2 separate regions of the Mus musculus genome follow, and region 1 is linked to region 2. Evidence: chromatin loops called from intact Hi-C (ENCODE). Cell type or tissue: left cerebral cortex. All regions are shown on one strand. Each heading gives the region's core, and the rest is flanking DNA. Links, peaks and the distances in the headings are about the cores only. Region 1 overlaps Prune2 (prune homolog 2). Region 2 has its middle 83 kb from the start of Ostf1.

What was found. Peaks named below come from ENCODE experiments on the same cell type or tissue, not always from the same donor. Only the 100,000 strongest peaks of a DNase experiment are listed, where the experiment ranks them.
Region 1: a loop joins it to region 2, with 4 times the contacts of the local background. A loop is called at or near these places in 15 of 42 quality-filtered maps.

Annotation. Positions count from the first base shown.
Region 1 is chr19:17,123,360-17,126,276 of GRCm38, reverse strand. Prune2 (prune homolog 2) reads right to left here. Exons shown (of 20, transcript NM_181348.4): 8 at 1,685-2,917; 9 at 574-1,339. Among named protein-coding and RNA genes, the nearest start is that of Prune2, 170 kb to the right of the region's middle. In left cerebral cortex, for the core only: a CTCF peak has its summit at 1,756 (motif pointing left); DNase peaks (open chromatin) are centred at 780 and 1,724.
Region 2 is chr19:18,547,625-18,550,541 of GRCm38, reverse strand. No RefSeq gene overlaps it. Among named protein-coding and RNA genes, the nearest start is that of Ostf1, 83 kb to the left of the region's middle. In left cerebral cortex, for the core only: a CTCF peak has its summit at 1,640 (motif pointing right); a DNase peak (open chromatin) is centred at 1,658.

The DNA.
Region 1 (2,917 bases), core at 253-2,752, 1.4 Mb after region 2:
AAGATGATTCTAAGACAATTACAGAAACACCCTGAGCCTCGAGTTCTTGCTCCCCTAGTCTATCCTTCTTCCCCAGTGCCCAGCGTGTGAAGATCATGTGAGCTGCAAACTGCCCTGCACATAGGAGGTCCTAGAGAGGTACTGATAACAGCGACTTCAGTTCCACTTGCCTGTCCCATAGTCACTGAAGACAGCCGGGTGGGTGCCGACTGACTTTTTCTGATGATTGTCTGGCGATTGCTGTTGCTGATGACATGTCTTATTATAAATGTCAGAAAAAAGCCAGGCGTGGTGGCGCACGCCTTTAATCCCAGCACTCGGGAGGCAGAGGCAGGCGGATTTCTGAGTTTGAGGTCAGCCTGGTCTACAAAGTGAGTTCCAGAACAGCCAGGGCTACACAGAGAAATCCTGTCTCGAAAAACCAAAATTAATTAATTAATTAATTAAAAATAAATGTCAGAAGAGACCTCCTGACCCTGGTATCCTCATGTTTCAAACCCTCTCAGTATTTCTCTGATTTCTAAATAGAATATTTTTTATATATATGTAAAATAAATCTAGTGTTTTGCTTACCCTTTCAGTCTTGGCTTTCTGGGTCCAGGCTCAGGGCACTGTGTCTCTTCTTCCATTTCCTGTGGAGGGTTCCTGTTTTTCCGGGAGAGCTGTGGCGAAAGCATTTCCCATTCATTGTCGTGGGTGGCCGCCTGGGTTGGAACTGCATCTAGACCAGCTTGACCTTGTCTCTCGATGTTCCTTGATTGGCTGCTCAAACCAGCAACTTCCTCTAGTGCTAAAGAATTTAGAGGCTTATTTCTTTCCAGAACCTGGGACTTGGGGCCCTTGTCCAAACTGAGACTCAAGAACGGCTCCGGAGTTCTACCAGGAGACTCAGGCCCCGAGTCCCTGGTTTCTGTAGGCGGGTCACCAACCTCACTATGGCTCAAGACCATCCAACTCTGGTCTTGTGCAGGGTTTTCAAGAGATGCACTCTCGTGGTTGGAAGACGAAGACATTCTCTCTGCAGAATGAACTTTGACATCATTTAAAAACTCAGACTGACATGTGTCTGGGGTGCCTGATAACTGAGTCTCTGGTAGCCCTGTTTCTCTGGAACCTATGGATAATTGTTCCAATTCGGGTATGTTTTCTCTTGCTTCCCTGGCCTCTGGTTTCAATGGTGAATCTTTTTCATGGCTTACAAGGATGTAGTCCACAGCTAGTACCTGATGGTCTTCACTTTGCTCTGGCTGTTTTTCTTCTTTGTATTCTAATTCTGTTTGCTTTGGCCCTTTCGTGGGAATTACTTTCTCATCTTCTTCTAACTCCAGTATCTCCTTGCCTAGAATATGAAGGTGGGAAAGAAAAGGCTAAATTAACACATTCTATGGTCTCTGGTCTTTGCAAACAAACACTTAAAAGAGGGAAGCTAATAAGTATTTTCATTTGTGGACCTGCTCAGTTTTCTCATGCACAAAGAGAGGTTTCACAATATAGCTGTTACATTTACATATGGTTACTTTCTCTGTCTGCATTGGTAGCAATGCTTTAACAAATGTACTAAATTAATTAACACTGGTTCCTTGATGGTGGAAGAGGGGTGTGTGTGTGTGTGTGTGTGTGTGTGTGTGTGTGTGTGTGTGTGTGTGTGTGTGTGTGTTTTGCTGGAGTGTAATGGGTTGCTTACCGTTTGGTGGTTTCATGTCGCCACCTGCTGGTGAATCTGAATTATCTGTTTCTATTTCCCAGTCAATGTTTGATGGAGATGACTCATTATTGGAACCTGTTCCTCCCACAGGTGATGAAAGAGCCTCAGGGTCTTCATGAATATGCAACACAGTCATCTGGTATCTAGGTTTCCTGATGTTGGTCTCAGCCTTGTCTTCCTCCCTGTGATCTGGAAGAGCAGAAAGCAACATCTCTGCCGCGTCACTTCCCAGAGATTCATCACCTGGAGACTCAGCTCCCTGTGCAGTTTCAGTGCATCCAGTAGGTTCCGTGAGATAGGACAAATCAAAGGGGGGTGTGTATGGTGTCAGTGATTGCTTCAGCGCGCTTTCCTCTGACGGAAGATCACCACCATAGAGGAAGTGTTCAGGCTCTCTCATCAGCTCTTCGTCAATATTCTGACCCATTGCATCATATTCAAAATCACCCCAGGAAGCTTCAGATGAACAGACATCTTGCTTCCCTGCATCCCCGTCAACTGGTGTTTCGGGATGGCCTTCCGATAGAGTCAGCTTACTCATGTCGTCTATAGTGCCTGTGGAAGTGTTGAGGCCGGAGGCATCACTGAAACTGTGATCCAAGGCAGCTTCGCTTACATCCAGGCAGGTGTCTGAGGTTAGGAAGATGTCCGTAAGTACAGCAGGGCTCTCGGAAGCAAACGGTTGCTCACAGTCAAGCAGAGCTCTAGTGCCTGTCTGACTTTCAGGACAAAGGTCTTTTGACACCCAAGAGTCGTCGACTTCCACACTGACCTCTTGGTGAGCTTCAAAAGTGTCAGCGTCTTCACTTCTGGGGAAGTGACCTGGGATCGTCACGCTGTCCACTGCTTCTACCTCTGGGTTGGTGTCTTCTTCCATCGATGTTACACTTGTGTTGTTGTCTCCGCGCATATCAGAGGGTTCTGGGGAACTTCTTGAAGAGGCAGGCTTAGATGAGTTATTTATATCATTCTGACTGTCGATTGGAGGCAAGGGCATTGCGTGTTCGGAATGGAGTTCTGAATTGTGTGGGAGACTTTCCTGCTCAGGTTCCCAAGTTGGTTCATCATTCATGTTTGGCTCGGTGAGAGAAAACTCACTGGGTTCCACTTCAAGTCCCAGGTAAACAGCAGTATGCTTCTCCATCTTTTGCTCCCCTTCAGAATCGTGGCACACGTCAGGGCTGCTGGATGCCTGAGAGTTGCTGTCATGGT
Region 2 (2,917 bases), core at 304-2,803:
CCACTCCTGGGCATATACCCAGAAGATGCTCCAACATATAACAAGGACACATGCTCCATTATGTTCACAGCAGCCTTATTTATAATAGCCAGAAGCTGGAAAGAACCCAGATGTCCCTCAACAGAGGAATGGGTACAGAAAATGTACATTTACACAATGGAGTACTACTCAGCTATTCAAAATAATGAATGGTGGAGCACACCTTTAATCCCAGCACTCGGGAGGCAGAGGCAGGTGGATTTCTGAGTTCGAGGCCAGCCTGGTCTACAGAGTGAGTTCCAGGACAGCCAGAGCTATACAGAGAAACCCTGTCTCGAAAAACCAAAAAAAAAAAAAAAAAAAAATCATGAAATTCATAGGCAAATGGATGGAATTAGAAAACATCATTCTGAGTGAGGTAACCCAGTCACAAAAGAACACTGATAAGTGGATATTAGTCTCAAAGTTCAGAATACCCATGATACAATTCACAGAACACATGAAGCTCAAGAAGAAGGAAGACCCAAGTGTGGGTGACTCAGTCCTTTTTAGAAGGAGGAACAAAATACTCATGAAGCAAAGAGTGGAGCAGAGACTGAATGAAAGGCCATCAAGAGACTGCCCCACCTGGGGTTCCATTTCATACTCAAACACCAAACCCAGACACTATTGTGGATGCCAACAAGTGCTTGCTGACAGAAGCCTGTTATAGCTGTCTCCTGAGAGGCTTTGTTAGAACCTGACAAATATAGAGGTGGATTGCTTGCAGCCAACCATAGGACCATTAGCATGGAGTCCCCAGTGGAGGAGTTAAAGAAAGGACTGAAGAAGCTGAAGGGGTTTGCAACCCCATAGGAGGAATAACAATATCAACCAACCAGACCTCCCAGAGTTCTCTGGGACTAGACCACAAACTAAAGAATACACATGGAGGGTCCCTTAGCTCCAGTTGCATATGTAGCAGAGGATGGTCTTGTTCAGCATCTATAGGAGGAGAGCCCCTTGGTGCTGTGAGGGCTTGATTCCCTAGTGTAGGGGAATACCAGGGTGGTGAGGTGGGAGTGGGTGGGTGGGAGGGGGAGCACCCTCATCAAAGCAGGGGGAGAGGAGATGGGATAGGGGGTTTGCTGAGGGGAAACCGGGAAAAGGGATAACATTTGAAATGTAAATATATAAAATAAAAAAAGAGTCATTTGTGATCTTCTACTGCACATAGGATGGTGAGGGTGAATAACATAGCCTGAATAGTTCAAAGTAGCTAGGAGAAAGGATTTTTGAATGTTCTCACCAGAAAGTATTGATAAGTGTATTAAAGGATATACTACTAATCAGTTGATTTGATGGCTACATTACATATTCAAGTGCTAAAATACCACACTGCACCTTATAAATATGTGGAAATACTACTTGTCAATTCAAAACAGCATGCAAAGAAGTCCACAAAGATCAAAATATTACAGTGCTGTGTTAAGTCATACTGGAAACATAAGCCACAACAGCAACAGCAGCAGCAGCAACAACAACAACAACAACAACATACTAAACGAATTAGGCTAGTTTTAGATCTACATATGATTAGATTACAAAGAACTGTAAAAGCTCCTATATACAGAGATTCTGGGAAATCACATCTATTCCAAGGAAGCCTCTAATTCTGGCCAGCAGATGGCAGTGGTAACTAAGTAAATGGTGCCTTTTCTGCCGTCTTCATCAGTGGTCTTCATTTCAATAGGGAATGAACTGAAGAAGAAGAAGGGCTTTTGCCATGGAATTAGGGTGCAATGTGCAAACTTTACGTAAGTCAGCTGCTGCAGTAAGCCATTTTACGTGCACCATCTCTTTCAATAAATCTTTTCTAGATTTGATTTGAAATGTAGCCAAAGTTTAGGTCTTACTATTGAGGAAGAACATAGTAACGAGCACTCTGCACTTCTCCAAAGCAGCTGCCAACATCTGGCTGGCTTTCCATTCATTGACACTTTTTTTTTTTTTTTTTTTTTTTTTTTTTTTTTTACTATTAGCCCCGTCTCAGAGAGGAAGATCCATCACTTGCCATCTATTACAATAAGTCCAGTGGTGGCAGAGACAGGCATAGTGACTAACATAAATCCCAGTAGCCATCTTTCAAGAGTAACTATAAAACTGGAAATGATGACACAAATGCTTAAGTTCATGTGCAGGGGTCTAGGTAAACATTCTGGAAACTCATCTGAACAGCAAACAACAGGTCTTCATATATTTATTGTTACATATTTTTGTAGAAGGAAATGAGAAAAAAATGGAGGCTTTAACTGGGCATAGAGGAGTGTGATCAATACAGAAGAAAAGTGGGGAGGAGAAAAAATAGCACTAAGGATATCTGGAAAAGCCACAGGGATTATGTTATTATTTAGTGAGCTAAAATTAGATAAAATAATATAGCTCTATATGCATACACACACACACAATTTAAATGACAATGCTACCTCCAAGAACCATAGACTATCTAACAAAAACCCCAATATGAGACAACCCTTTTTGGTTGTTGGTTAGGGACTCCCCAAACAATATAGGCTATTGCTATTGCCCTTGGTTGCCTCCCAGAGGTGGAAGGCAAGCTGCTATTACTGAAGACATTCACTTCAGACACAGGATGCAGGGGGTCTGAGTTGGATCTGACATGTACATCTCCTTCCTGAGAACTAGCTTTAATAGTACCAGAAAGTGCTATGCCAACTGCTAAGGGAGAAAAGTAATCAATAGTCCTACCCTGCTGTGATGCATATGAACCACAACAAAACCAGTATGTCAAGATATTCTCCAGGATGCAATAGTGGCACTCATTTATCTCTAGGGGTAACCAACAGCTCTGTAATTGGACTTAAGGCCTTCTATGTAGGAGGGAAATCATATCTGCTATTGGAAACCTAACCAAATTCCTGGGGCTAATGAGGTCATG